Linked DNA regions of Mus musculus: region 1 is linked to region 2. The links are chromatin loops, found by intact Hi-C in ENCODE. Cell type or tissue: heart. All regions are shown on one strand. Links, peaks and the distances in the headings refer to the core of each region. The heading gives the core; the rest is flanking DNA. Region 1 overlaps Angpt1 (angiopoietin 1). Region 2 overlaps Angpt1 (angiopoietin 1).

Region 1 (16,202 bases), core at 5,166-13,165, 53 kb after region 2:
TTTAAAACTAGAGTTGCCTATCAAAGATGGTGTTTCACATTAAGTTGTCTAGTGGGAAGCATTATAAGAACTGAGGATAATGTGGGTGGGAGTGGGTGTTTCCCACAGGCCTTTCATAGCACCTCATCTTTCTATAATTTAAATGAGATTTTCAGAAGGGGGCAATTTAGGCCACCAGTAATGGATACTGTCCAATCATACTTGCTGTTAAGAATGAATAAAGAGCATTCCAGTTGCACATGTGGTATCATAATGAAGGGTGTCAATGACCTCTAGAAAAGGACACCCACAATGGCTTGTTTGAGGAGCTGGACATGGCACTTCACAGTAGGAGTCAGAAGCCCGGAATATTGTGTTCAACTTTGTATTTGGTCTTGGTATAGTATTGTGTTGTGTGCTTGCATGTGTAGGTACCCACTTGTGTGCAAGGACACATAAACACACATATGTAGAAGCCAGAGATCAACCTGGGGTGGTGTCATTCAAAAGGCATCCATTATGCTTTTAGACTAAGTCTCATATTGGGACCTATGGCTTACCATTAAGATTTTATTAGCTAAATTCTTGGGGTCCTCCTTTCTCTAGAGGACAAGTGGAGGCAGTTAATTGTCACCCTGTACCATGTTGGTCCTAATGATCAAACTCATCAGGCTAGGTGTTAAGTACTTTGACTGTAAGTATAAGGTATAAATATGTCTTACTGGCCCCTACTGTGACACTTTTCAATGGGTATTTTTTTATTATTTTAAGAATAATTTATCAGATATTGTTATGATTTGTATGGAACATCTCTCAAATGAGCTCATGTATTCTAAGATTGAATAAGGAAAGGAACATGGCATTGGTTAAAGATTCTGACTATCCATCAATGATATAATGACATGAAGATAGCCTACATGTTTGCATTCATCTGCTCTGTTCCTTAATATAGTGATATGACATGGGAGTTGCTAAAGTATTTGGCTAACTTCATCTGTTGAGCTTATTGGTAAGCCATTACTGATAAAATGAACCTCACCAAATGTTAACATATACCTTCATGTGTATATTGAGAAACTTAAGGTTCCAAACCTCTCAAATACTTAAGCCAAATACCATGAGATATTTAGTGATCACTTGAAAAAATCAACAGTAATTTTACCACTAGTTAATGTTTCACAATCTTGAGGAAGGGTAAATTTTGGATAAAAAACACTTAACAAGAAAATGTAGAAAAATTTCAAGTGTTGATGTCTAACACTGATATTCAATGATTTCAAGTACCATTATAATCATTATAATTGAAATTCTTCTCTAGGTTTTCCATATTAAACACAAACTAAATTTCTGTCTTTCATAAACAGTAAAAATAACCCATAATTTAAATTGCTTTAAAATTTTGTTCTTTTAAAGAACATTCATAGAATGTTAACAATTATTTTCTGTGTACTAACATAAAGTGATATAATTGTTAGTAATATAAATTATATTTTTTAAAGCTTCATTTCAATTTATACAAATGAGATACTTTCCTTGAACTTTTAAAGACAGATTTTTCCCTCTGTAGTTCTGGCTGTGGTTCAGTTTACTATGTAGCCAGGCTTGCCCAAACTCATTGTAGAGATTCTCCTGCCTCAGGTTTCCTGGTGCTGGGATTGCAGGTATAATGATCATATGTGGCTACAAAACCTAAGTTTTATCAATATAAATTTATTTTTATTTTGATGCCTAGTCTCTAGAAACATTAACTACATGGAAACCATAATTGCTAAGAAAAAAAGGAATGTCACTATATTTACTGGAGAAGTAAGAAGTTCTATTTTGTAAAACAAACAAAGAGTTTTCTAGAACTCTCTCCCAAAAGCATATTAGTCCTATTGTCTTTTGAATAAACCAACTTTATGTCTAAATTTTCTTGTCAGAAGTCTGATAGACACTTAGCTATTAAAAAGAATGAATTTATGAAATTCCTAGGCAAATGGATGGACCTGGAGGGCATCATGCTGAGGGAACCCAATCACAAAAGAACTCACATGATATGTACTCACTGATAAGTGGATATTAGCCCAGAAACACAGAATACCCAAGAAACATGATACAATTTGCAAAACACAGGAAACTCAAGAACAAAGACGAAAGTGTGGACACTTTGCCCCTTCTTAGAATTGGGAACAAAACACCCATGGAAAGAGTTACAGAGACAAAGTTTGGAGCTGAGATGAAAGGATGGACCATCTAGAGACTGCCATACCCGGTGATCCATCCCATAATCAGCCTCCAAACGCTGACACCATTGCATACACTAGCAAGATTTTGCTGAAAGGACCCTGGTATAGCTCGCTCTTGTGAGGCTATTCTTGGACCTAGCAAACACAGAAGTGGATGCTCACAGTCAGCTATTGGATGGAACACAGGGCCCCCAATGGAGGAGCTAGAGAAAGTACCCAAGGAGCTAAAGGGTACTTTAGGAACCCTATAGGAACAACAATATGAACTAACCGTACCCCCGGAGCTCGTGTCTCTAGCTGCATACGAGTCAGAAGATGGCCTAGTTGGCCATCATTAGAAAGAGAGGCCCATTGCTCTTGCAAACTTTATATGCCTCATACAGGGGAATGCCAGGGGCAAGAAGTGGGTGGGTAGGGGAGTGGGGGGTAGGGTATGGGGGACTTTTGGGATAGCATTGGAAATATAAATGGAGAAAATACCTAATTTAAAAAAAGGAAAAAAATACAGAGTGGGAGAAACTTTTTCTCAGTGCCACTCCTGTAATCTGTTCAAAGACAGAAGCAACATCCTTTTGCATCAGGGCAGGATTTGGTGGAGCACCTCAAGAAATGAGCTGAGAAACTGTGAACCATTTGTTATATTTCCTGCTGTGGAAAACTTTCTGCATTTTATGGCTCAAATGACTACTAATGGGTACTTGGGTACCTGTAGGTGTTTTAATACATGTAATAGTTACTTTCCTTGTGACCATGACAACATAACTCCAGGGATGAACAACTCAAGGGAGAAGGACTTATTTTGGCTCACATTTTTGAGGCACATCACAATAGGCTTTTGTGACAGGTCAAGGAGGCAACCATCCATATTGAAGCCACACTACAGGAGCAGAGATGAATGTTGGGGCTTTGCTTGTTTTCTTTATTTACTTGGGGATCGTGGTTCATGTGACAGTGCCACCCGAATTTAGGAATCTTACATCCTCAGTTAGAACTCTCTGGAGAGACCATCACAGACACGAAGGAATGATTTGTAGGTGATCTAAATCCCCCAAGATGAAAATGATATGAAGGAGAGGGGCTGAGTGGCTAAAGCACTTACTGCAAAATCACACACAATCACACCTGAGGTCAAATTTCCAGAATCCACCTGAAGCTAGGCACTTCCATGCATTTACAATCCCAATGCATTGTGGACGCACAATGGCAATATATCCCTTCCCAGCATTACAAATAGACTTTAGAAGTTCAGATGGGCTTAGTGGAACCACTTCCTTTTAGTCATGACAGATCAGCCTTCATATGGCTCCAGTGAGAAAAACAATGTGGTATCAAAAATGAAGAATTTGTTTCTGGGGAGCTGTACTGGCTCTTCTTTCCTTCTTCTTCTTCTTCTTCTTCTTCTTCTTCTTCTTCTTCTTCTTCTTCTTCTTCTTCTTCTTCTTCTTCTTCTTCCTCCTCCTCCTCTTCCTCTTCCTCTTCCCCCTGTTCCTCCTCCTCCTCCTCATTATCACTGTTATTATTTTGGTCAACTTGACACAAGCCTAGACATATCTGGAAATAAAAAGCTAAACTAAGAGACTGCTTCCATCAGATTTCCTGCATCAAAGCTATAGGATATTTTGTTGTATAATAATTGATGTGGAAGTGCCTGCTCACTATGGTAGGTACAACCCCTGGGTTGTATAGAAAAGCAGGCTAAGAAAACCATAAGAAGCAAGCCAGTAAGAATTACTCCCCAATGGCTTCTACTTCAGCTCTTGCCTCCAGGTTCCTTCCTTGCTTCCTCTGTAGTTCCTGCCTGTAGCTTCCTGCCTGGAGTTCATGCCTTGGATCCTTCAATGGACTGAGCCAGAATATATATGCCTACCTAAGTTGCCTTTGGTTGTGGTCTTTACTGCCGCAATAGAAATCCAACTGTGACAAGAGCCACTTCCCAGTGTCATTACTTTCTTTCCCTCTCATATGAAATGGAGAAAGCATGTTCTCTGTCTTTTTCACAAGTTTGATCTGATCACAGTAAAGTCTAAATGCTCTGTTTATTCAGTGTCAGCCCTTGCTGTTTTAGAAAGTGAGACTTTCATCTGTCATGAAAATCACCCTGCAGTTCAGTTATAGAAAGTCAGCTTAGTCCTGGCACTGAAAAAAAGACTCCTTCTCCAGAAGTCTGGGAGCATGAATTTGATATGCAGAGCAATTATACTTCATAATGATGGATGTAACAGAACCTCAAGAGGACAGCAATTAAAGGGATTTTTTAGTGTCTAGTAGATCCTCTGCAAATCTCCCACTGGGAACTCTTCACATCCTCTCCAGATTGGATAGTACACTTAATTTTCCAGGACATCTTTTGTCTGTTTAGCTTACAATAAAGCCAAACAGAAGAAGATAACGTGTAAAAAAAAATTACACGGTGACAAAGCAAACGCCTGTTCAAGAACAGGAATTTGAAGTCCTTCAAAACATTATACGCGTGCGTGCGTGCGTGCGTGCGTGCGTGTGTGTCTGTGTTTATGTGTGTTACAGAAAAATTTTAAGGCTATTTCTTCCACCTAAGGATAATTATTGTCAACCGATCTTACCAGTGTATTATAATATAGCATATAACATTATTTTGTATTTTTAAAAATGTAAAGATTGTAGCAATCACTTAGAGAATATAAAACCAATATCTCGCAGTTCCTACTTGCATTTCAAAATGCATGACTTGCATTTCAAAATGCATGCCAATTTACAAAATTCAAAGTCTTTAAATGAAAACTCAATAACAACATTTTCTTTAAGGTTAACCAGTCAATTATACCATAAAGCAAATTTCCCAAAATAATTTTGCACACATCATCATACTATTCAATGATTTGTAGAGCTTCTAGTTTTCATTTCATGCTCAGCAAATGCAATTCTACTTAAAACAACTTTAAAAGTATGTGTTAGACATAGGTCTGAGATAGATGAAAGAAAGTATTCTAGATTGTCATGCTAATCTTTAATTGGATATGCATCTGTCTATAATCAGAGAGCAAGACATACATCATTCATTGTGTTAATGGTCCTGGATCCTCCCATCTATTCAGTGGAGTTCAGACTTTGAGGCTGGATGCTTGGAAATACCTCTTGTGGTAAGTGCTGCTGTTGAGATGAGTGACTGAGCTCCTGTCCTCCTGGATTCTACCACATGGTTTACCATGCTGTTATTGTCCATGGTGGCAATCAAAATCAAATGTCAGATGAAACCATAAAGGATGTATGTGTGAAAGATCAAGCATCAAGGATTCCTCAGATATGGAATGCAGAATGGCCAGAAAAGAATCTTATTGTCTACTGCCTAAACATAGGAAAAGCAATTAATCTGTTCATTATTATTTTAAACGTTTTATAAGTGAATTATCAGAATGAACCTATGAGGTAGATACTCAATATATGCAGAGGAAATGAGGTGATAAGTTCAGAAACTGTTTTACTGATTAGGCAGATTCGGGAATCCAGAAAGTTTGACTCCAGAAACTGCTCTCTGCTAATCTGTTTTCATAGGCCACACATTTGAATAGATGGCAAGAAAAAAGGTCTTTCTGAATCAGATTCCAAATGTCCAATATTCCTCATTATTTAAAAATAGATTATATGTGTGACTTGGTTTATCAATCACCAGGTATCATTGCAAATAATTTTTCTTAATTAAACAGTAAAGTATTATTCAAGAATAATTTTACTCACAAATGTAATTGCTAAAATCCAGAGTTTGGTATGTGGCCTAAAATATTATGAAATTCAACACTTAAATCTCCCATGATATTATAAACTAGTTCTGTTGGGCATAGTAAAGCAAGCTTGATAGTATGTGTGACAGCTAATACATTAGCATTTGTCTCAGATAACTTGGAAGCCTAGCCAACACTTTTTATTTCTCCATTGATCTCTTACTATGTTTAAAATTTATATTTTCTTAGGATAAAATGTATATTGTCTCACAGGTATGCTTTTCAGAATAATTTCTTCACTTAACATTCTTGCGTGATTTACCTCATGTATTAGTGTACCATTTTCTCTAAGTATGTTTGATGTGTGTTTCACGTGGTCATTCACCTGAAAACATATGCTATTTATTTCAAAAAGGTATGATTGCAAATTATTGTACAGTAAACACAATCAAAAGAACATAAGATGTATTACTTGAGGAAAATCATAAAAGCAATTCATTCCTTTCAATGGCTATATGATGATGCTTCAAAACGGGGGTGTCTCGCGATTTGTTGTGTTTTACTCTTGAAAACACATTTGTCTTGTCCTTTGCCTCTTAAGTGATCTTTCTTATTTTCCTGTCTGAATTTTTCTTCCCACTTCTGTGATCATACTCTAACAAAAGCAACTTAAAAACAGGAGATCCAGTTTAGCTCACAGATCAAGGTACAGTAAACTTGTCATAGCACAGAAGCCAAAGCAGAGGGATCATGAAAGTAGCTGGTCCCATGTCACCCAGACTCAAGAACAGAGAGCAGCAAATATGTGCACTTTCTCAACTGTCCTTTTTACCTTAGACTGACCAGGAGCTCCTGTCCAGGAAATGGTTCCAACTTCAATTAAGATAGGTCTTCCCACATCAGTCAATATAATCAAGACATGTCCACAGACTTTCCCAGAGGCCTCTTTTCCAAATTACACCAGATCACCATAATCACACAGTTAACAGTAAGCATCCCAATGATGTAAATACACTTGGAATTATTCTTGCATAAAATCATGTGAGTACTAGTAGTATAATTCTCATAGAATGTATTCCTTGAATGGTATGTAAAATTTCAATGTTACCAGCTTTATTTTCAAAATAACACAAGCCATTTTTACCCATTTTGTGTATATCTATATTGATATCTATCTATCTATTTATTTATCTATCTTTCCACTCATATTTAAAACACTACAAGTTATGACTTTTCTTTAAAAACCTGCAAATGTGATAAAATACATTTTACTCTTATTTGTTTCTATTTTTAACTAGTAATGAGGATGAACTGCTTATCAACTGTTGATGTCACAAGCCTACTAAGATAATACTGTTTCTACCACATTACTACCATGATTACTTTTCTCTTATATTCATGCATATGTTTGAATAGGAAAGATATAATTGTTTATCATGATCTGTTTATTTTGTATTGTCTTTTTTTACAAAAAGATTGTATGTTTTGTATGTCTACCTTTTGGGTTTCCTATTTTTTCCAAGAACAATTTCAATACTCCTACTTTTTTCTCCAAAACATTTAGGTAATATATTAAAATTTTAAATTTCATACTTCCTGGATTTAGTGTCACCTGTGGTAGAAGATATTTATAAATGACCTTGAAAATGAACTTGATTTTCCTAAGCTGTCTACTTAGTGTATTCTCATTTAATTAAATGATTCCTTTGCCACACACCAAGTTTGTATATGTACACATTTCTGATTCTTAATTTAGAATTTGTTTGTTCTATCCAGTTCTAGACAAACTTCATGGTTTTCCTTCAATAACAGTTGTACTGATGACAACTTCAGTTCTACTCTTCATGAGGTAGGGTAGAACCTCATACCGGGAACAGCCCCTATTTGAACAAGTTGTACACAAGTAGAGAAAGGCTACTTTTTTTCCAAGTCAGAAAATGCAAAATAGTATCTCGAACCAACCATAGTTTCTTTCCACCAACACTTGTTGATCTCTTAACATGTTAGTTTGAAATATTATTGCACTTATAAGCAAATTTGAGTGTGACCCTCATACAAATTATAGGGACTAAATATAGATCAGTGTTCCTAGGATCTTAGGCTAGAGATTGGCAGCACAAGGTCACAAGGGACTTTTTTCAGTTCTTGGAGATACTCTGTAGTTTACGTGCACTCGAGCTAGTCATATTTGTTTGAGATCATGACTGAGTTGTTTAAGAAGTGTAGACTATACTGTATAGAATACAGTAAATACTAATTCGATCGCAGTAAAGTTGACTTTTTAAAGTCTTTGTAAGTTTAAAATGTGGACCATTGGGGAGATTTAACCCAGATTCGTTCTTGCAGGTCAAGAGCAAAATCCTAAATCAGAGCTTAGTGATTCCTACCTCTGTTTACATGATTCACAATTGACCTGGTTTGACACAGCTTTAACTGTGGATGGCATTCATCCTGGGAGAAAAGGCACTCACGCTTATGCAAGCTTGCAGAGTTTATTACAGTGTCCAACAACTGATCTCCGAGCTGTGAAAGATATCACTGTTCCCAAGAAGCTGGGGCTCAGAATAGGAGGCAGATATTCAAGAACATCAGAAGCAGTAATTTCCCACTTGAGAAGACAGTGGAGAAGGTCCTGATTGATGGCACCACAAGAAGAAGCATTCATAGCTTTCTCTGCTTTGATTGGTGCATTGTAAAGAAACTCAGTCGCCTCTTTCTTGAATATCTGTGCAAGACCTGGGGCTGTCTTTCATCGACCAGAGTCCAGGGGCAAGGGAAGATTAATGCACATTTCTGTAAGAGAGCCCCAGGCTCTCTCCATGTTAGAGGTCCAGCAAGTCTGGAGAGGTGATCCGTTCAAATAACTCTTATGGGCTCCAGATTCGGTGTTATCTGGGTTTATCCAGGAGGAGTTCAATTTCAGGGTCCAGGGGGATATGAAACGAGGAGTTTTAGAGTTATCATGACAATGTGCCTGTTTTATCTCACTTGTGAAAATGTAGCCTGTGTGGAGGTAAGATGATAGGACCCATCTTGAGCTAGCAGATTATCACTAATGCCTTCAGCCACTTATCCAAAGTGCAGAATAATACACACACACACACACACACACACACACACGGCTCAAACAACCCCACTGCCCTAAATTCAGATGCAGGCAAAGTTCCATTCCACCTATATTTTACAATCAAAAACTTACTAGGGTATTTATTATAGTGCTATTTCTCATAACCTTAGTATTATTTTTCCCGGACTATATACCTGCCAACCCACTAACACACTACCCCATATCAAACCAGAATGATATTTCCTATTTGCCTATGCAATCTTATGTTCTGAGGTATGTATATATATATATATATATATATATATATATATATATCCCAAACTAGTCTAGTTTTCAGGATGGGTTTTGCAAAGCTTGTTCTGCTATGTTTAATACTTAAACAATTTTTTAAATTTATCATTTGGAAAGGATAAGTTCATTTTATAGCAATACAGAATATTAATGACCCATTAACAAATAATGTCTCTTCTAAGAGCTTCCTGTGGATCCTCCCAAAAAATCCAAGAAATATTAATTTTGACAAATTGGTCTCTTTCTCATAAGTGGTAACTTGCTACAGACTTAAAAACCATCTAGACGATAGTAATAATAAATACTGAAGAAATAAATAATGTAAGGAACACACAGGAGAACTCTCAAGTCTGAATGGTTCAACATAGAGTGAGCGGTCTTGTAGAAGGAATCTGAGGAATGTCTAGCAGAGCCTACATGTTTTCTTTCTGATCTTCATCCAACCACTGTATGAGCTCTCAGCATCTGCAGAATGCTACCTGGGATATAGTGAAAGGCCTCATGTGGAGCTGTAGAACTTGGCAGTGACCTCTAAGATTTCTTTCTTTGTAATGTTGTTTTGTAAAATTCCACTTTCTACATATTTTTAGCATCTCCAGAAGTGGAAAGGCTAGAGAGATAGCTCAATGATTCAGGACTGTTCACTCTGTTCTGAATACATGCCCCAGTATCTATGCAACAAATGGGTGATAGATTTGTGTATACCTCTAATCCCAGCACTGTGGAAGATGAAGATAGGAGGATCAACGGGCCTTCTGTGCTACCAGTCTAGCCAAAAGGAAGAGTTCCAGGTTCCAGGATAAGGCAGAGAGTGATATAGGAATACTCCCAGTGCCTACTTCTGGCCTCTATTCATATGAATACAGAGAGAGAGAGAGAGAGAGAGAGAGAGAGAGAGAGAGAGAGAGAGAGAATCCTTTATAAAAGATACTGGTGCATGCATAATTCAGTACTTCATAATTTTTTGCTTTCCCAAATAATTTCTTTTAATGCCCTGTACCAATTAATGTAACTAAGCACCTGTACATCAATTGACATGAAAGTCATAACAAAATTTGAAGATGTATTTTTATATTTAACTTTGACTTAAGGTATCAATATGAGCATTTCATAACATCTGCAACACAAATATGTCACTGTTTTAGTAAGTTAGGAAATAAGTAAACACATGGATAATAATGCTTATGTTTCTTTAAATCATACCATACCTGTTTAACTAACTTTTCCAGTTATAGCATTCAAAGCATATAGAGAATTGGAATACCTGTTATATTCATTTGTTACTTTTGTAAGAAACCTGGACATAAATCTTCTATGAAACACATAAAAATTGGTCCACAGCTCATAAGGCCATGCCCCTCCTTAAAGAGCTATAAATAGTTAATGATTGTTAATGGAGGGGAAATTATAATACTCAGTGGCATTACCACTGGTATGTTATATTATTCAAATGCTCACTGAGGTACACTAATTAAATGCCATAAAAAAGAGATGAAAGTAGAAGGGTACTTGTTGGGAAGGAGGGACTGGGGGAAGTAAGGAGATAGGAGAGGACAATTAGAGAGGAAATGCTTAAAGGGACATTGTTAATAAGTTATGAAAAAAAATTTTTAAATGGAAGGAGCTGGAGAGATAGCTCGATGGTTAAGAGCACTTCCTGCTCTTTCAGAGGACCCAAGTTTAGTTCCCAGCACCCACATGGCAGCTTACAGCTATATTTACCTATAGTTTCAGAGGATTCAACACCCTATTCTGGCCTCTGTAGACAGTAAGCACTCTCATGGCACATACAAATATACATACAAATAAAATACCCAGACACATAAAATTTTTAAAAATTTAGTATAAAAATTTTAAATGGTGAATAAAAATGTTTTCAAATGAGAGGAGATACTGCAACTTTTATTTAAGGTAAAAGATTGTTTTTAAATTGAACTTTTATAATGTGAGAAAAAAACGTAAATTCTCAAGCATAATGATGAATGTCTGAGCAAAGGAAGGCAGGGGGATCATAGCTCCATGCTCTAGAACTCCAAAGTTTCTGATACCTTAAAGAGACACTGAATAAGTCTCTTGCTTTTAGCCTCATCAATAATGACATCTGCTACCCACAGAAGAAATGTAACAGTTTTATTTTTAAATTTAGTATGTCAATACTTTAAACCTTCTTTCTTATGAAACTCATATATTTATTTGTTTTTCATCTATGCTTCCTTCTGGAAATGACATCATACCAAGGATACCTGAACAGCCAATGGCTAACAATATTAAATTGTTGCCAGTTGGACAACTTCAGTCTTAAGTAATACAAAGCTAGAAGCTCTATTTCTTATGTGATATGAAAGATCTTTGTCCTTGTAAATGTAACTTTTATTCCCCAGGTGTAAAATTGTCATCTCAGGTGTTTCTTGCTTAATAAGCTTACCCTTTCTAGCATTTCTGAACTCTGGATGGCTGTTTCAATTCAGCTGCTCTGACCCAAACTCCTCTCCAAGTTGACTGATTCAAACTGGCTTCTCATGGCTTCTGACTAAATTGCTCTGCTTGGTCTCAAACTAACTCTGCCAATCTGTTCTAATTTTCTGGATCCTCATTCTCTGGCTGGTTGTGTCTGAAGTTGCAGCCTATATCTGTAAAACTGTCCTGGTAAAAGTCCCATATTCCCTCTCTCCCTCTCCCTCTCCCTCTCCCTCTCCCTCTCCCTCTCCCTCTCCCTCTCCCTCTCCCTCTCTCCTTCTCCCTCTCTCCCTCTCTCCCTCTCTCCCTCTCTCCCTCTCCCTCTCCCTCTCTCCTTCTCCCTCTCTCCCTCTCTCCCTCTCTCCCTCTCTCCCTCTCTCCCTCTCTCCCTCTCTCCCTCTCTCCCTCTCCCTCTCCCTCTCCCTCTCCCTCTCCCTCTCCCTCTCCCTCTCCCCCTCTCCCTTAAAATAAATTAAACTATCTAAGGGAAGTGTTGAAAAGCAAATCTTAGAACCAGCAACTACAGCATCAAGAATATTTTCTAATTTGTATCTATATTCCCTAGTCTGTTGTAGACCTATGATCTTGCTTGGGGTTTTGATGGGACCATGATAAAAGTCATTGATAGCCAAAAAAAAAAAAAAAAAAAAAAAAAAAAAAAGTCATCTAGCACAGCCACATTCTCTCACTCAAAAAAGTCTATTCTATTTAACAAATATTCAGAAGACCAACTCCTCAGTGTACAGAAGACTTCAGCATCCAATGATTCAAATTCCAAAGTTGAAATGAAAGTAAATCAAATTATTATCAAGGTTTTTCTGATGCTGTTTTCCTTATAAAACATTTGAGTGCTGAGATGGCTTGTGTTCAAGTGTTGCCTCTCCCACTATGAGTTATGGGAAGGATAGAAGCATTTAATATTTGTTGGTATCATATATAATTAATTATAAAGGTTCCTAAATAAATACAGTAAATATGCTCAAAGCATCCAAAATGACTATCACAAGTATAGTTTCTTGTGGGGAAGGATGTGAGTTCTATTAAACATAATATGTTTTACAATTGCTAACTGGGTATAAGGATATAAAACAGGATAACATTACATAGCATATTACTGAATTATGAAAATTTTAATATTTCCACCTAAACTGTTGTGGTGATTTGAATGAGAGTGGTCTCCATGGACTCCTATTATTGAATGCTTGGTCACCAGTTAGTGGAACTGTTTGGAAAGGACTTGGAAGCCTGGTCTATTTGGAGAAGGTGTGCCACTGAGAGTAGGTTTTGTGGTTTGTCTTTCTGATCTCTTTCTCTCTCTCTCTCTCTGTCTCTCTCTCTGTCTCTCTCTCTGTCTCTCTCTCTCTGTGTCTCTCTGTCTCTCTCTCTCTCTCTCTCTCTCTCTCTCTCTCTCTCTCTCTCTCCTGCCTACTATCTCAGGGGAGGGGAGGGGACAGGGCTCAGATTGTAAAACTTCAAGCTACTTCTCCAATGTGAAGCCTGTCTGCTTCTTGGACTCTGAAACTGTAAGTAAAGCCTCTATTAAATCTTTTATAAGATGTACCTTGGCCATGGTGTCTCTTTACAGCAACAGAACAGTAACTAAAACACCAATTCTACTAGAAAAAGTTTCACAAAACACTTGCATCATTCAAGTAAATAATTCTTGATGGTACTAATCTTCTGACTCCTCATTCTCTTACATTAGTAATTTTGAACACAGTAGTTTGGGAAGATGGCGCCATCAGTAAAGTACTTACTATGAAAGTGTAAAGACCTGAGTTCTATCCCCAGTACCTTTTTAAATATTAAGTGGTGTTTGAAATACCCGAACTGGAGAGGCAGACTGATGCTTGCTGATCTGAAGTCTAGTCAAATCATTAAATTCCAAATTCAGTGACAGGTGGTGTTTTAAATGATAAAATAGAAAGGCAATTAAAGAATGAGATCTGATGTTAATTTCTGGCTTCCATATGGCATACTTACATATGGGCACACACACAAGTACACAAATATTTGATGTCAGGTACATGAAGACCTATACTCTAGTTTTATGTACAATTTATCCAGAAAAATCTCCAAGTACATTGGAAAGAATGAAATTAATCATCTTTAGTTTCTTTTAAACTTTTTGTTGAAGGGATGCATAAGGTTTATGCAAACATTGCCTTGGTTGTAAAAACAGATTCTCTTCTTTAAGATTAAATTTCCTCGTAATTTTCAAATTTCTGCTAAGAGTTAATTTTCCTTTTGAGTCAAAGAATCAGAGATCTTGTGTTTCTGCAGGACTCACACACATGAGTAGCCTCTAGATAGGTCAGAGAAGTCACTCTCTGCTCACATTAAAACTTCCATGGACAGAGTACAGAGTACTACCCAACATTCTATTTTTTAATCTTGAGAAAAATCTTAATTACACTTATTATTATTATAAAATTGATGGTTTCTGATATTTTGTTTTTCAGATTGTTTCCTACAGGGGTAGGGTGGGAATGAGCCAACATGACTGATGAGCTGGAGAGGGAAGAGCAGTCACCATGTCACTAGGAAATGGGACCTGAGATGACACTAGGGCATTTTTGGTATTTCATAGTTCTCAATGTTCTGGGAAAATCATGACAAATATTTGTCCAGAGTTATTTCAGTAGCTGTAGTAACCAAATTTGGAAGTCATAGATCATTTGCAATGTAACAGAAGTTAGAATATGTATTTAAAACAAACAAACAATGTTCAAAGTTACCATCAGGATTTCATAATATTCAGTGTCTTCCTAGCTTAAATCCAGTCAAGTGCAATGTTCTGAAAATATACAATTTACTCTTACAGTTAGTGGGTAGAACAGATGTTCAACATTCATTCAAAGAGGGGGCAACTTCCTGAGAAAGGTTCTCAGCCCACTGCCAAACTGTAAGTTTTTCTTCTCTGTGTTCCTAAGCCTTTTTTCTAACCTTCTCAATCACTAGTAATATTCTTTGTGAAATCAAAATTGGAATGTCAAAATGGAATGGGATTTTCCTTCTAAAAGAAGGAATACATGACAACTGGCATTTAAAGAACTGCTTCTTGAAGCCAGGAGTTTTTCTTACATGTTATAGGAAGTTTCAAAAAGAAGAAATAAATAGAAATGGCAATAGCTTTTTTTGTATTGGGGAAAAAACTTTTTGTTCCTTTTAATATTGATAAGTATGAAGAAATATTCCCATTTTTTCCCAAATGTTTATTGGCAAGTCCTTAATTTTGTCAAATTACAAAATTTACCATGTTAAATATTGGAGACTCATTGGCTTGCAGACATAAAACAGTAATGGTTATTCAAGTTTGTTGTGGACAAGAATGAAATACATGTCTCATAAACTTGCCAAACTTAGTGTCTACAAAATCTTTGAGGAACACATAGGCACTCTGACTCCAACTGTTTTCCCAAACCATAATCCACATGGCAATATGACATGTCTTTGAAATGGTCCACAATAACACTGATCAGTCATACCTCAAATATCACCACTGGTTTGAGATGTCAGTTTCACAGACAGGTAGCCACATGCCACATTTGTGAGGCAGCCATAGGTAAGGAAACTACAGGGGAACTAGTTTATTTTCATACTATGCTTGGACCTCATCACTGCCAAATCCAGCTTAAAGAGCATGAATGAGATGCAAAGTTCTCACTTCTTTCAGAGACTGCCTTTGCTAGAACACAGTGGAGGCCCCTGGGTATCCCCAAAAGAGTGGGGCTTTTAGTGAAATTAATATTTACTGAATGCATACCAACTCTTTAAGGCAAGACCTCAATCTTACCATTCTTGTTTGTGAAAAATCACATGAAGAGAGAAGTCAGTTTACTTTTAGTTGTTTACCTAGAGGCATTTGCTGATCCTCAACATCACACTGCTGTTCACCAAATATGCAGATCTTAGTCCAAACTGATACACTTATAACACTCCGGGAGATCAGATTCTCTGTATTTTGACTGCTTAGAACAGTGGCCAGCACACAACAGCATAGTATGTTCTCAATGAAGGGTCAACGAATTCATGAATGAAAGTTTTTACCCTAATAAACATCAAACATCTAGCCCATGGGAAATGCTGTAATTATTAACTAGAAAATACAAGAGGATACAGGCAGGAACTAATGAAGTTTGTTAAGTATGGAACAACACTAGGGTGATCTTGTAGTTCAAAGTTCTTTAAAAAAATAACTGAAACACATATGGATTTATAGTAGTGACAGCAAGGAACTGGCTGATCTTCAAATACACAAGAACTCACTCCTCGCCCCTGCCCACATGATTGACTTTACCATAAAACACTCTTTCTAACTCTTAATCCTGCTATAAAAGAGTTAACCTTTGATGTGTGTTTCTGGAGCGCTTGTAATCTGTTTTGAGGCTTGCTGCCTAGGCAGTCCTTTGAGTGTATAAACTTCTGCCATTTGGTAAGAAAGACCTAGGTAAAATGTTCAAAACTGCTTCAATTTTCAGCCCC
Region 2 (16,202 bases), core at 3,663-11,662:
GTTGGTGCACTCTTTCTAAGGTAGGCTTTCAACATTCCTGTTACCACAGCTATGCTTCTAGTTTCATACTATGGGATTGAGACCCTAGTCTAAAGGTTTTCTGGGATAAGTTTGCCAGATTTAGTAAAGAACAATGTGAGAAGTCTGGTTAAATAGATTTCTAACAAAAAAGAAAAAAGAAACACTTAAAACATGCTGGAATGATAAAAAAGCCAAGAGGTATATGCATGCATACATGTACATGTATGTGTGTGTGTGTGTGTGTGTGTGTGTGTGTGTATAATGCATATGGATATAAATATAGCATATGTATCTATTACGGAAGAACAGGAATAAATAAAATTAAGTTGAGGAAGGAAAGATGTAGGGAAGTGATGGGACATGTGAATATGCTTGACAGTGAAGAACATAAGTGGTTTGTTTGTTTGTTTGTTTGTTTGTTTGTTTGTTTTAAATATAGCTGACAGTTCAGGGTATCCATTTATTTTTCTGATTCATCATGGTTCCTTTCAGGTTCGCATTTGAAACCCATGGTATCCTAGGAATGAGTGTACAAGCTTCAAAGCAGAAGGCATTATCACAGTCAGTAGGAGAAACAGTGAAGAATGTATGGTAGTAACTTTTTAAGATATTAATCATAGATAGTAATACATCTGCTGAGAGATGGATCAAAGCCATTCTAGTGTGTCTCTATACAACAAAATGCAATGCAATGCAAAAACAAAAAAACAAAAACAAAAACAAAAAAACCTTGTATTGTAGGACATTTTATTCACATTAATGTGTATCTTTGTGATGTTTACAGAATCGCAAGTCAAAAAAAAGCAGAAGAAAGTGAATTCCTCTTGATTGACTCGATAAAATTCTTTATGCATAGATACATCCAGTTATTCAATTCCTAAATCCTTTTTGTTTATGGTGAAATATACAAATATAAACTAATTTGAAAATAATACTGCTTTCTAGTATCCTTATACACTACATACTTCAAAACAACAATTGTCTATTTAATTTTAAGCATTTATTTGTTTGTTTTTCTACATATTTACTGGGGCTACAGATCAAACTCAGGTCCCATGCTTGCTAGGCAGCGTATATGCCACCTGGCTACATACCCAGCTCTTCATTATAAAATAGAACTTGTGAGTGTTCTCACAATGCAGCTTACCAAGCTAAGTCTTTAAATAGAGAAAAGCTGTGTGATGCAATCCACACACTAAAGCATTGGTGCTAACACGAGGATGACTCAAACCTTCTGTCAATCTAATGACTCTAATCTACTCATTAGACAATCAGGTCTATCCTAAAAGTGAAGGGCACATTGCTTAGTTTAATAAAAGAGTCTTCACCTAGCTTATTAAGGTGGAAAAGCATCTGGTTAGAAACATACCTGAATTTAGGTGCAGAGAGTTTGAGTTTATATTCTCAATGTGTTTCTTTAAAACTACTGAAGTTATGACTCCGGAAACAAGATGGTCAGTTCTGAGGGTCTGGAGTCAGCTTCACTATGCTAATATCAACCACAGCTCCCAGAGCACTGCTTTACTGAAGTTGACTTGCTACTGGGATTTTCCTGACTTCTCAAGGGCTTTCTTTCTTTTTTTTTTTTTTTTTTTAACTTAAGTTTATTTTTTAAAGTGGTTTTTAAATTTTTTTCTTCATTTACATTTCAAATGCCATCCCAAAAGTCCCCCATATCCTCCCCCGCCACTCCCCTACCCACCCACTCCCACTCCTTGGCCCTGGTGTTCCCCTATACTGAGGCATATAAAGTTTGCAAGACCCAGGGGCCTCTTTTTCCAATGATGGCAGACTAGGCCATCATCTGCTACATATGCAGATAAAGACACAAGCTCTGGGGCTACCAGTTAGTTCATATTGTTGTTCCACCCATAGGGTTGCAGACCCCTTTAGCTCTCTCAAGGGCATTCTTATTTAAATTAAATTTTAATAAATTTTAAATATCAATAAAAATAGCTGCACAACCAAGTTTAACATATAAAATGCATACTTAGTTGGACAGGGAGCCTGAAAAGTCGTGCTTGGGGGAAAACACTAGTGAGAAAAATACTCACAGTCCTCTGGCTTAAGGAAGAAAGGACAGGAAGTGACCCGCTGTTGCAGATGGCATCTGTTTGTTTCCTTCACTTTTATATTAGTCACTTCTCTTACTGCTGTGATGACATACCTGACTAAAGCCATTTGAGGAAGGGTTCATTTTGGCTCCTGCTTCCAGGGAAACAGGATGTTATGACAGGGTCTAACAGTAGTGGCGTAGAGACAAGGGATCACATGGCATCTTCCCCTGTCTAGAGCCAGTGAGAGGCAAACACTGGGAGTAGCTGAATCCCTCCTTTTTGCTAAGTCTAGGACTGGAGTACCTGTACCTGCCGTGCTGCTGCCCACACTCAGGGTGGCTCTTCCCTCCTGCTTTAAATTTCTCTGGAAAATTCCTCACAGACAGCCCAGAGGTATTTCCCCTACGTGACTGTAAATCTATCAAGCTGAGAATGAAAAGTAGCCATTTCCCCCATCCCCATGCTAAGCCTGCTTCTCCTGACCAGTTTGCCCCTAGAACTACCTCTTTGTTGGTTATAACAAGTCCATTATAAGTACTCTTTGGTTGTTGTGAAATGAACTAGGTTCAAGTCAACAGAACATAAAGTTTTAGCTGGCCCAGTAACTCATGTGACCTTTCTTCGTTACTTTCTTTCATTTGTTTCTATAACAGATATTTCATTTTACACTTTCAGTAAGTTTTCAGATAAGTTCAGTCCTTTGAACTTACTTTATCTTTGACCAGCCCTTTATCATCATTTAGTGATAGGTTTGATATATATATATATATATATATATATATATATATATATATATTTGTATGTGTCTGCCTATCTATCTATCTATCTATCTATGTATCTATCTATCTATCTATCTTTCTATCTATGTATCTATCTATTCCCTTTCTAAAGATCCTAAATATAATGACTCAGAAAAACAAAATTACATGCAATTGATCGACATACTCAAAATTCCTGGACAGAGATCTTGAAATACATTATTGTAAGTGGGGTTCCCTTCAGCAAGAAAGTTAAGGCATTTGGTGGTAACCCTAAATTGAGGGTGACTGAAGTAAAGCATACCTGTTATACACTTGCATATTTCTGGTTATCGTGGGACTGTGTTGGGATAAACAGTAATTTTCAAGAGGCTTTTCAATTTCAGAACATTTCATCAAACAGCCAGTTCAGGGTCAAGTGCTGTCAAGTTTATTTATACTTAAATAGTTTATCCCATATCACCCTACAAGAATAAATAAATGTAACACTTGTGACCCCTTGCAGATGCTAAATCAACAGTCAGGTTTATTTTATTCGTGCAGAAGTTTGATTGTAATCCTTGGCATTGAGGTCTACTCTTTGCTTGATACTGGGAAAGCCTTTAGGCTGTAGATCATGAGACGCCTTCTGTGAGGGTGAAAGAAGAGAGCTACCAGCAAAGCAAATGGATTGCATTCCTGCTTCCATCAATAGCAAGCTGTGTGACCCTGGGCAGGCTACTCATTTGGTCTGATTCCCTGGTCCTTCTGCAGAGGAGGAAGGGCCATAGTCCTGCTACATGCTCCCCTGGCCTTGGAAGAGAATCTAGACAGCAGATTCTAGCTCCAGCAGATAGTGGTATTTAGTGACTACTTATCAGACAGTTGTCTTTACTGAATGCAGCATAAGAGCTAAACCATCCTGTAGACAATCAATATCCAGAAGAAAATGCAATGAAGTGAACGACACTCATTCTATAGAAGATGGTTCTTTGTGACAAGCACCAATCATCAGTACTAATGACATCAAAGTGAGCTAGTTTCACTGTCCCACCTTTCAAAATCTGTTATGCTCCACTGACCTGAGATGCCTGATATGAGGATATCTATTAATCAATCAAGAAAATTTATGTCAAATTTAAATGACTTTAAATGAAAAAAAAAACTCTTATTAGTTATTTTATAGGCAAGTATTTTCTGAGGAAAATTATAAATCTGCTTTCCTGTAATCCAAGCTCTCTGAATTGAATTGAATTGTGTTTTACCATGATCCGAAGAGTGGAGTAAATGACTGGCTGAGTAATAATCCAAGAGCAGCTGTCCATTCTTCTCTCTAAGGTTACAAAGTTGGTGCTGCTGAAGAAATGTCAGTCTATTTAGCCAAAATGGCAAACAATTTTTGTATATATGGTACTATTAGAAAAATGGCCCGTGGCAGAAGTTAAGACTGAGGGCTAAGCAACTCCAGATGGAATCAGAACACAGGCCCAATGGTTGACACATTGGCTGTACCTGCATCTTTCTCTTCTCTTGTGGATATAGTTTTTCAGTTACCTCAAAAGAAACTTTCAGTTGCCGGTGAGATAAAGGATTTCGAGAGGTATACATAAAAGCATTTTCATAATAAAATAGTCCTTACCTGTTTTTTTCGTGAATCTTCAGAATTTCATTTGTCTGTTGGAGAAGTTGCTTCTCTAGCTTGTATGTTGATAATGAATTCTCTAGCAGTTGTATTTCAAGTCGGGATGTTTGATTTAGTACCTTGAAACATTTTTGAAAAATAAAATTTCAATCACAAAACAAGTAGCAAAAAATCCTTGAGATTTTAAAATGGGTTTTGTTCTTAATATTTTTCCGAATGACTTAGGCATATGATGGTCAATCTATCAAATATAGCTTTGTAAGTGGAAACACAGGCAGATGGGAACTAAGTTTGTTTGAATATTCCAAATTTTATACCCTTACATCCTAGGATAATATATTTTGAAAGTTTCCTTTTTGTTCTGTCCAACATTTATAAGTGCAAGATATATTATTAGTACAAGATCTTGATATTACAGGTCATTTTGAATTAAGAGATATATGATATATACCTACTGAAGCCTATCACCTTACTAAATTAAACTAGAAATCCAAACAACTCTTGTGTTAGTCTGGGGAGATTTTTTACCATATTTATTGGATGGCTGTCATGGCAGGTAGTTCATTCAAAAGAACTTTCACATACTATTTCATTTATTTGACAATCTCATCTGTTGGCCCTGTTACATTATAGACGAGGACACTGGAGTCCAGTGTAATCCAGATTCCAGATCTGAGTTTCTAAGCAAAGACTTTCTTTGAGTCCACAAATTTGCACAGTAATCTGAGAAGCTGCACTCTAGTAATTATTGGAAAGCTCAACATTCAGACATGAAATTTTTTAAAAAGATATTGCTATTATTTCTCTACCTGCACTGACTGGAATCCTCAAAAGAGTCACAAAAGATCTACACTTCTACTCAGAGACTAATAGGATAAAAGTCTATACTTTTACACCCAACTCTACCATGCTCCAGGCAAAGAGAGCAGCCTTAGAAGTGGTTTTCAAATGGTGTCAACATCTGCCCTTCTCTTTCTCTATCCTCCCTCCCTATCTTTGCACTAAGGAAGATTTTAAAAAGGGGAGGGAAAGGTTATATTGGTTTTAAATTCTCCTTAAATCATTTTTTTCCATCATAGTTTACTTAGATCTACTTGTTAAAAGGGACATGAGAAGTTTTTGTTTGTTTGTTTTTTGTTTTTTTTTTGGGGGGGGGGTTGTTTTTTGTTTTGTTTTTGTTTGCTTGCTTTGTTTTTGCAGTGTCACTATCAAGTACAGGGTTCTGCTGTAAAACTGGAAGTGTTGCTGTGTTCCTCCACCTTTGCACAGGACTAAAGCTGGGATTGGATCTGGATCTTTGGAACACGTACTCAACTACTTGGTTGAGCTATGACTGCAAGGCAACTGGGCTCTGTATTTGTAGTAGGACAGAGAAGGAACTAGGTTGGAGGTGAGAGACAACGGCTTCAGATGCTAAATTTAAAGAAGGGCTTCTTCTCACCTAGGCAACCAAGCTAAAGTACATGGTATACATTTGTGGAGTACTTCAGAGCAGAGTTTTTAAAATTCTAACATATCCCATAAATATTAGATGAAATCATTACTATTAGTCTATGGAGTGGTTTCAAATTCATATCCATGGAAACATAATATATAAACAAATCATAACCAGTTAACTATTTCAAAGTATAAATGTCTCATCTTGCCATTTTCTACTCCTTCTCTAGCATCTCACTCCTTTCTAGGCTATGAACAGTGTAAGGCCAACAAAACCACATAGGACTGGAGTATTAACTTTCAAGGACTATATTTGTTTTATAATTACTTCTCTGTCTATTGACTTTAAAACTTTGTCAATAATGCATTTTTCCTAAACATACATGAACTCAAAGATTTTGACATTATGCACAATATTTGCATAAGCTCAAAAGAGACAAATTCCCAGCATACTGACATTTGGTTACTGTTAGATGAGTAAGTTTTCTTTAATAATGTGACCTTACTAGGTTGAACACACTCAAGGGTGGACCCCACTCACAAGAGTAGCTGTGCAACATTACAAGTACACTCAGTGGGGGAAAGTAGAAAGCCCTGAAAGCTTGAGACGGGTCAAGGGAGAGGGGAAAGAAAGGGATGGTGAGGGAAGGGTGAATATGATCAGAATATATTGTATGAAATTCTCAGAGAATTAACATAAGTATTATTTTTAAATTATTGTCCTTATCAGTTTACTCAAGGAAAAATAGAATTTGAAAAACATGGTAGTGAATATTAAGACTGAGGCTGCATTCAGCAAATAGTTTACCCAGGTCAGTTTCTGGTTTCTTTGCTTACTGAATGAGCACTTATAAATATTTGAAATGAGACGTGAATCACTTTGTATTTCTGTGTGACAACCAGTACCGTGAATGAGAAGACACACAATGCTTATGTATGAATCAAAGGTGGGCATGGCATCTCATGGAATGAAATACATTGGTCACAGGTACATCAAACCTGTGTTTGCTTTGGTTTGCCATACTCTCTGAGGGCACATCGTGTTGGTTGGTTTCTGTCAACTTGACAACTTGAGAAACCATTGCAGAAGAATGATTTCTTTCTTTTTACTATTTGTTATTCATGCATTGTGAATTTCACATCATTTACCCTGATCCCACTCACCTGCCTGTCCCTTCATATCTACCCTCTGCCCCTGAAATATCCTCCACAAAAGAAAAATTTAAAAACAAGTAAAGTGTAAAAAAAATGTTTTAAAAGATATAACACACACACACACACACACACACACACAAACACATACACACACAAACACACATCTCATAATGGAAGCTGTGGTGTGTCGCTGTGTGCCCCACAGTATACCCTGTTGTCCACACATCTTTACTTGCTAATGTTCATTGTATTGAGTCATTGGTCTGCTTAGAGGCCTCTGGCTTCTGCTATACTATATGCTACACTGGATCCTCACAGGGACTCCTCTTGAACATTCTGTTGTTGCCCTGTGTCATTGAGATTTTGCAGCTTTGGATCTGTAGGACCAGCCTCGTCACATGCTCCAGCATTTCACAGATGGGATCAACTTGAAGCATTGGATCTGGGCTGGCTCTGTAGCTGAGTTTGTCAGCTGGCAAGTTCTCCTGCACCCATACCACCAGGCCAAGTTCCCCAGCACTGCCCCAGCTATCTCACCCAGTGCCCACAGCTGATAAGGGACATGGCCAGCTCTCCTGCTCTCACACTCGAGAACAGCTCATCTACTCTTACCACACCTGGAAGAATGACTCTTATTCAACAAAATCCTTTTCTGAAATTGGCCTATAGAGAAGTCAGTGAGGTACTACTTTGACTAATGTTTGAAGTGGGGGCCCCAGATCATGGTGGGCTGTGTCACTCCTTGGCAGGCAATCTCAAATGTTATACGAAAGCATGATGAGCAGCCCATGGAAGGTGAGCCAGTAAGCAGCACTCCTCCATGACCTTGGCTTCAGTTCCTGCCTCCTTATTCCCGCATGAGTTTCTACTCTGACCTTGCTCTATGATGAAGTATAACCTGGGAGTTTGTCAACTGAAAGAATTTCTCTCCCAAGTTACTTTTGTCATGGTGTTTCAGCATATAGAAACCCTGAGGCACACCTTGCGACACATTCAAAGACCAACATTTTGGCTTTTGAAGAATAATCTACATTTTTACCCATGTTCTCTGGAAACAGACTAGAATCATTATCTGGGATTAACATTGAGGCTGCCTGTATCTAACTCTTGCAACAACAGCCAGTATTAACTTCTTCTTGTTCTCCTTTGCCTCTAGTCTACATTATCACAGAGCAAAAATCCTTCATGAAAACAAGTCAGATCACGGCATTTGCCATGTTGAATATGCTAATGGACCCTCTCTTCAGTTGGTTTACATTTGTAAGGACTTAGTTTTGTAGTAACATATTTTTTACTCTGTGATCTCTTAGTTCTTGGATATCACTTCTGTCCCCCATCTGCCACACTATGCTCCATCTACTGTCTTTTTGTCAATTCAATTTGCCAAATCCTTTTCACCTCAAGGTCTTTGTACCTGCACTTCTGTCTGGTTGAAATTTCCATCCCATCCCATCTGACGAGTTAGCTTGTTTTCATACTCAAGGCATGCTTAGAAGTATGTTCTGGCCATGCCTAGAAAAACATCTACCTCCGTGCTCTCCTGTAGTTCACCCATCTTGCTTTCCTTCTGGAATCTCCATTGCTGAAGATGATTCTTCTTTTTTATCCATGCTATGTTTTTCTGCTACACTATGATTACACAGGGCCTGCACTGCTGTGTCCATAGTCCTGCAGAACAAAGTCATGCCCACTGGAATATTCAACTATGTGCTGGCAGTGCACAATGGGTTGTTTGCAAGTCAGATACTGATTATGGAAGGTAACAGCCCCACAGGCATAGTTACACTCTTACAGGCCAAATTTGAATTATTGGGCATGGAAGAAGAAAGCAGACCTATCTTAGAGATCCAGGCTAAGGGCTGGTCAACTTAGTTTAAGCACAAATGCCAAACTCTTCTCTTTTCCCATCAGCTTGACTCTATTGCTGCTTTATTTCAAGTCACTCCACTGATGTTTTCAAACAGGCTTGAAGTTCAAATCTGGGCATGCAGGGGAACTGTAGAAAACTATGATAAATTGACCACTGCCTTGCATGAGTCTATGAAACTTACTGTTGGCAATAACTGAAGTATTCCATTAAAATGACAAAAGACATTTCCTTCTTAGCTTAAACACATCCCAAAAGCACATCCCTGGGAAAAAATGTTTAAGAGGAAAGGGGAGAAAAGGAAGAAAGGAAAGAGTGAAGAATAAACGCAATAAGTCCCTAAGGACCAGTGTCAAAGCTTAAATTTCCCAGAGTTTTCCATAGGCTGAGGAAAGTAAGATCTGAAATGGAGGATTTATGTAGTTTAAAGAGCTTAGCTATTTAAAAAAATAAAATAAAAAAATAAAAAGTATTCACTTTCTAGAGAAAGTGAGGTAAGAATTTTCAGACAGCTTCTTGTAATGCTTTTAAGAGTATTTCATTTCAAATCCACACTAACTGAAAGGTAGTTATTGAAAGGAAATACAGAAACCACAAAATAAAATACCTTTTTTTGTAGCACATTGATCTCAGGGCCATTGATTTACTGTGGGTTTTTTTGTTTGTTTGTTTGCTCTCTCTCTCTCTCTCTCTCTCTCTCCCTCTCTCTCTCTCTCTCTCTCTCTCTCTCTCTCTCTCTCTCTCTCTCTCTTCATAGAGGAAAGTGAACATCTGGGATGGAGTGATATGGCCCCTAGTATCCTGCCCACATCACACACCTTACATTACTAAGAGCAAGATGATGATTTTTCTCTGCCTCTTGATGAGATGCCATATGAAGTGAGCAACAGTTTCCTTAAGTGGCTCTGCTTCTTACCTCAGCTCAGGAAATCCTTAACACGGAGTGACTTCTGGTTTAAACAAGTAGAAGTGTTGGAAAAACAAATCAAAAGGTATGCCAAATAAACACTCTGGCAATCCCAGAATATGAGAGATGATCGAATGGTTGTCTAAGTAGCTTAAATATGTTATTCTTAAGTGGGGAGGGAGCCAGAAAGAAAAGAGACACCCAAGTTTACTGAGCCCATCAAACTTGGAAAACAAATTATCTGCAAAATCACTTGAAAAATTAAGGAACCTTGGAAAAATATTGTTAATATAGGTTATAGTAATAGATATTTAATACTGTATAAAATTATAATGTATTATATTTATGTCATATATGTTTATATTAACCATCCATATCAGTATTTGTAATGTTCATAGTAACCTCATTATATTTGAATATAATATATATCGAATAATATATATTGAATATTAATATATACCATTTATAACCTAACAATGTAACTTTGTGCCATATTTAAAATATAATAACTGCATGTGGCTATGGAATTTGGTAAGTACAGTACTTTTTAAAACATGCAGATATTGTAGGTTGAATTATCTTGTTTATTAGAGTGAACTATGTGGCTTCTCTAAATTTAGAGTCTCAGTTCTTCCTTAAAAGTAACTAAGAACCCACAGCTTCTCTGCCTAAGAAAATGCCATTTTGACCATTAACTACTGCTACAAACTGTTGCCTTTCCAGGCATCCTGACGTCTTCAGTTTGTGGCAGCTGATGGCATCATCTGATTTCTCCTTATTATACAGATCAAATTATCACAATAAGGCAGGAAGGGGCTAAATTTATCATGTTCTTCAGAGTACAAAAACCTACATTGGGATGATTACTCCTGCAGCCCAATCTTTTTCAGTAGCTTACTTTTCTTTGAAGTCATACTCAGCCCATCAGCTAAGTTTTTAGTTATATTACTACCAACACAGCCTTGGGTTAAAATCCAAATATATTACAATCAGGGTTGTTAATTACTTAATTAGAACTTACTAAGGTTTTGATATACATCATGTTCTACTCCAAATCCCAGTGATAGAGCTTCAAAGGAGGAAAGAAAATCCTTACTTTCCAATTAACATGTGTTTGAAGAACTAGTTAGATTTTTTTTTTTTTTCAGTCAGTAGCCAAGTAGTAACTATCTTAGCTTGGTGAGCTGTCATTATTTGGATGTAAAATGTTCCCAAAAGGTTCATGTGTTTGAACATTTGGTCTCCAGCTGGCAATGCTGTTTTGGGGAATTATAGAATCTTTATGGCTTGGGGCCTCAGTGGAAGAAATGGATCCCTACGGGTAAGTCTTCAGGTTTGTAGCTTGTCTTATTTGTAGTGTAGCCTCAGACCTTTCTGCTTTCTGATATAGTTAAACGTGAGCATTCACAGCTACACACTCACAATGTGGCCTTCCCCACATCATGAATTTTGTACTCTCAAACTGTAAGCCAAAATAAATTCTTACTCCCTTAAGTTGTATCTGTTACATATTTTGTCACATTAACAGGGGAGGGGGAGGGAGGCAGAAACCCTGATCTCTAGGGCATGTTGTCTTTACTATAACTCTGGCATTACCACCCCGATGTGAGAACAGTAACACAGCCACACACAGCATATGCATAGATAAATGTGGTTGTGTTAATGCAGCTTCAAAAAAGAACACTTGTCAAATTGAGCCAACATTTTCTGAATCGTCATCCAGCACTTTATGCAAATTAATTACCAATGTATTTTCCTTATAAGACCCTCTCGCTAATTTATTTCACCATCATTTCAGCTAGTTCAAGGTTTAAAGTTTATTCGAATGTCCTATCAAGGAAGACAGTTCAATTTTTAGAGTCAGCCTTTGACGGTAGACATAAGAAGAAACTTATGTCTACCGTCTTATCTAAGAAAGATGTGCTCTTTCAACAGACTACTTCTGAACTGCTTCAAGTTTCTAACTGTGCTGTTGTGATCCATGAAGTTATAGTCCTTAGTGACCTCTGAGAAGCAGAAGGGAAGTGGGATTAAAGTGCAGGGGATTTATTAGAGCAAATGTCTATGGAGGGAAACTTAGTGGGAGGAGCCAGAGATGGTCTTCAGATTGAGGTCCAGGCTTTACCCCAGTGAGGAAGAGAGCAGGCAAAAGGAGTACTCAGTGGAAGTCTTAGTCCTCAAGACAGCTGTAATTATATGCAACAGGCGATGGGAAAACACTAGCCAAAGTCATGTGTCAGCAAAGTTCTAAAGCTCCTGGGAAGGATGCTAAGTATCCTGCCACAGTGAGTCATTGCTTAGAAATGGCTGTTGAGAATTGTGGTCTCTGCACCAATACCTGATGGGCTTGAGACTACAGCAGCTGGGGTCCCTGTTCAATCAGACTTCCCACAACAGCATACTCAAAAGGTGTGTTTTAAATGTGACAGAAATTGGAGAAAGAGACTTGATCTAGAGACTTTATACCACCTTAACTCAAAGACAGTGAACATAAGGACTGCTTATTGTGACATCTTGCCCCATGGAAATATGCAAAATACATCTGTTCAAATGACATTAAATTCTGTTTCTAATACCATAGTGCTGGAACTATTGGAGACTGGAGGAAACTTGAGATAGCTGTCTGAAGACATTCCCTACAGTTGACACAGCTGGCAGCTGGCAAGGACAGCTTGAAGGCTGCATGTGATGAGGTCACTGGCACCTGAGAGAATGAATGGTGTATGTGTGGGAAGGGGGAGACTGCCATTCCCATAAGCAGCAAAGCCATGGTATTACATATAAGAGGCGCTCAGTAGTTTTAAGAGTATTGCTCTGAGCTAAATCTTGTTCTCTGTTTGCACCCGTTGATGATAATTCCATAATCTTAAAGAAAAAAGCAGAACCACAGGAGAGAGATCAGCACTGGTAGAAAGATACTCGTCATGCAGATTTTGACACCAGACTGCTTCACTTTAAATTCTCACTTTAATGGTCACTAATTCTTTCATCTGAACCGACTTTTTGCATCATTCTTTATTTTAGTTTCCTCATCTTCCAACAAGGAATGAAAATATGACATACTTTATAGGACGTATTTGCTGATACTAGTTAATATGTGTGTAAGATTAGACTGAGGCAAGGGGACAATTAAAAGTAGAACTTAATTTGGTTTGTTGATCTGATAAATTCTCTCCCTTGACACCAAATTTGCCTGAGGACAAAGTGAGAGTGAGATTGCACAACAGGAGGGGCACATGAATAATTCATGATCCTCACTCCTTTATGAAAAAGAGGAACTTGGAGAGGAAGGGATGTTTGCAGATACTGATGTGTCTGAATGAGTGCTGTTCTCCACTGAGATAGGGAGAAGGAAAAGGCTTTCTCTGGTTTCAATTTCTCATTAGCACGCCCATGGCCAGCAATCTTTTCTAGAGGTGCTCATCCCAGGACCCCTTTTCTGATTATAATGTTCATTGGGTGTAGGGATTCTTTATGCCCTGCAGCAAAACCAAGGCCTTCCTACTGCCTTTGAAAGTACAAATCTAGAAGGTCAACAGAGGACTAGTAAGCAATAAGGAGCTTATCTTTATAAGATCATCATGTGAGAGCCAGGGTGCACAACGGGGCAAAGCTCTTGCTACATGATCCTCAGATTCTAAAACAGCCTGAAGTCAATTTTCAGGAAAGGAAACCACAAAAGTGTGAAACCGAGTTAGGAGGATATCAGAGCAAAATACCAGAGCAAACATGGACTGAGTAGAAGGCTCCTTCAGCTCTTGAGTGAATCATGTAAAGGCACTGAGTATTCATTTTGTAAATGACTCTGTGGCAGGAACAGGGTGCACTTTCATGGTTAGGTTGAAGCAAAACACACACAAGAGTTCAAATATACACCATGTGGATGCACACTTGATAAAGAAAAGTTTGGAGTGTAAACACCAATGACTGCCACATGTTCAAAGGAAGATGAGAAGAATGCAGGGGCTTCACTTTGTAAAGCACAAGGAGGCCTGTCTGAGCATTCTCTTGTCTAATTGACTCTGGTTGATAATTCTGAAGGATTTGTGATTAATTTTGAGTTTGTCTATCCTAAAAATATTCTTGCTATATCTAGTAAACTTTAATTGGCCTTTATGATGAATTTTCACTGTTTATGATGAATTTTCAGAGTTCTATTTTCTCTTTATTCATTGCCTTCTCTGTATTATCTTTCAGAAAGTACATGTTTCCCAGTCTTTGGAACATAGAATAAATTGCTACTTTTAAAAACTTGCAAAACAAAAATCTTTACAGATTGAAGATTAAAATATTGACAAGACTTTTTTTTTCTCCACCACATCAGTACTTCCTTGATGAGAAAAGAATAAAAACAATATCAGAGAAGGTTTTGGAGTGACATAAAAATAAATAAAGATCCTTGCACACACACACACACACACACACACACACACACACACACACACATACACACACACACACACTGGAGTCCTCTCCTTCTCCATGAATTCTGAATTCTGAGACTTGAAATCATGTCCGTAAGCTTGGTGAAAAGCACCTTACACGATTGAACCATCTCACCTGCTAGTGTTTCAGGGTTGGAACTTATGAAACTGTTTGTTGCAGGAAGTAAGCATTTGGCATTAGATAAAGTAAAAAAAAAAAAAAAAAGAACAAAACAAACACTTTCATTGTGTGTAATATAGGAAATCAATATTTTATAAATGAGCATGCTTGCTTTACATGATTATAAATGAGTCAATACATATCATGTTGTTCAGTTATGAGATCTAGTTGCCATTCCCTATATTTCCTGTATATCTGATAGTGGTCTACAGAAAAAAAAAAAGTGTTCTTCAAAATCCAGGCAATTTATTCCTCCATTGCAATCAGCATTTAAATTCTGATTTCACTAGTTGATTATTAGTATCATTAGTCAGTGAAAGAGATATGAAGACTCTAGAGTTCAATAACTGTGTTAGTGAAAGAGATAAGAATATCTTCCTTACCTACATTCTTTAAATGATTTTCATAAATGTGTGTGATTTTTAATTTTTTTGTTGTTTTGTTTTGCTTTGTTTCGTTTGTCTAGGCAACCTGTATTTCATACAAATTGTTTTATCTCTACAAAGCATCTTTGCTACTTCTCTTTAACTATTAACATGATTTACAATATCACTGACACAGATTAAATAAAGTAGAAATATTTACACATGCAAATTTTGTGCCTTGATAGAAATCAGCTACATCAGAACAGAGCCACCTCTCATTCCAAGTTTCAGAATGCTATCACAACGGAGTCACACTAGCCACAGTTAACTGCACTGAGAGGCCATCTTCCAGTGCATATGACACTATACTTATGACAGTGATAATTTAAAGGCATCCTTACATTGTACTAATTTCCACTCAAACGTACAGGTTTATGCAGACTCATGCTAATTCTTGCTCAGAGAACCTGAAGCTTTCCTTTCAATTTACTGGTATCACAGATGCCATTATCAAGAATGCATTGCCAGAGATAAAGCAAGACAGCTCAGAAAGCTCGTCAACAGTCAGCAGTCACCACGTGACTATTTTGGTTTACACAAGTCATATCACAGTTGGTAGCTGCAGTGTTTATTTGAACTTAATGCTGATTAGGTTTTTTCCCTGCTCTCTTTTTGCAAACACATGTAAGCCTAAATATAATCCCCCTCATTAAGGCACTCATAGCTTGTCAAGCACTCATTGTTGTTGTTACCAATAAACAAAAAATGTATGTTTTCCCAAATCTCATGCTGACATATGCTCTTTGTTTATGGAGTAGACTAAAGACTATTTCTAAAATAATCTTCTTGTTGAGTATGTGACTCTGGCCTTGAGGACATACCTGGGTCTCAACATCTGTCAGCTTTCGGGTCTGCTCTGCAGTCTGAGATAAGAGACTGGTTCCTATCTCAAGCATGGTGGCCGTGTGGTTTTGAACAGCATTCTGTTGTATCTGGGCCATCTCCGACTTCATATTTTCCACAATGTAATTCTCAAGCTGAAAGAGATAAAGGACAAGGCATGTTAGATTATAAGTAAAGCCTCCCCTGTTGGGGCATGCAGTGTTTACAAGGACAAAACAAGACACAGCTGGCAGAGAAGCCATCTGGCAGAGAGCCTCTGCATGTTGGGGAGTTGAGGAATGAGAGCAGAACACACACCAATTCAGCTGCTAACACACTCTGGATACACAGACACATACACATGGTAATCACAAATCATAATGAAAATTTTCACTTGGATTCCACTTTCCTGTTGTGGACATGATCTCAATTAACCCTCACTGCAAAGATGTGAATGAGGCTGTTGGCTCTCTCTCTCTCTCTCTCTCTCACTCTCTCTCTCTCTCTCTCTCTCATAGCCAAGAAAA

What was found. Hi-C counts contacts between places; a loop is a spot of excess contacts. Peaks named below come from ENCODE experiments on the same cell type or tissue, not always from the same donor. Only the 100,000 strongest peaks of a DNase experiment are listed, where the experiment ranks them.
Region 1: a loop joins it to region 2, with 2.1 times the contacts of the local background. A loop is called at or near these places in 2 of 42 quality-filtered maps.

The regions. Positions count from the first base shown.
Region 1 is chr15:42,558,851-42,575,052 of GRCm38, forward strand. The region is part of intron 1 of Angpt1 (angiopoietin 1); the gene reads right to left. Among named protein-coding and RNA genes, the nearest start is that of Gm41313, 99 kb to the right of the region's middle. In heart, for the core only: no CTCF peak of the experiment used is centred there; no DNase peak of the experiment used is centred there.
Region 2 is chr15:42,507,830-42,524,031 of GRCm38, forward strand. Angpt1 (angiopoietin 1) reads right to left here. Exons shown (of 9, transcript NM_009640.4): 2 at 15,675-15,830; 3 at 4,455-4,576. Among named protein-coding and RNA genes, the nearest start is that of Gm41313, 150 kb to the right of the region's middle. In heart, for the core only: no CTCF peak of the experiment used is centred there; a DNase peak (open chromatin) is centred at 7,512.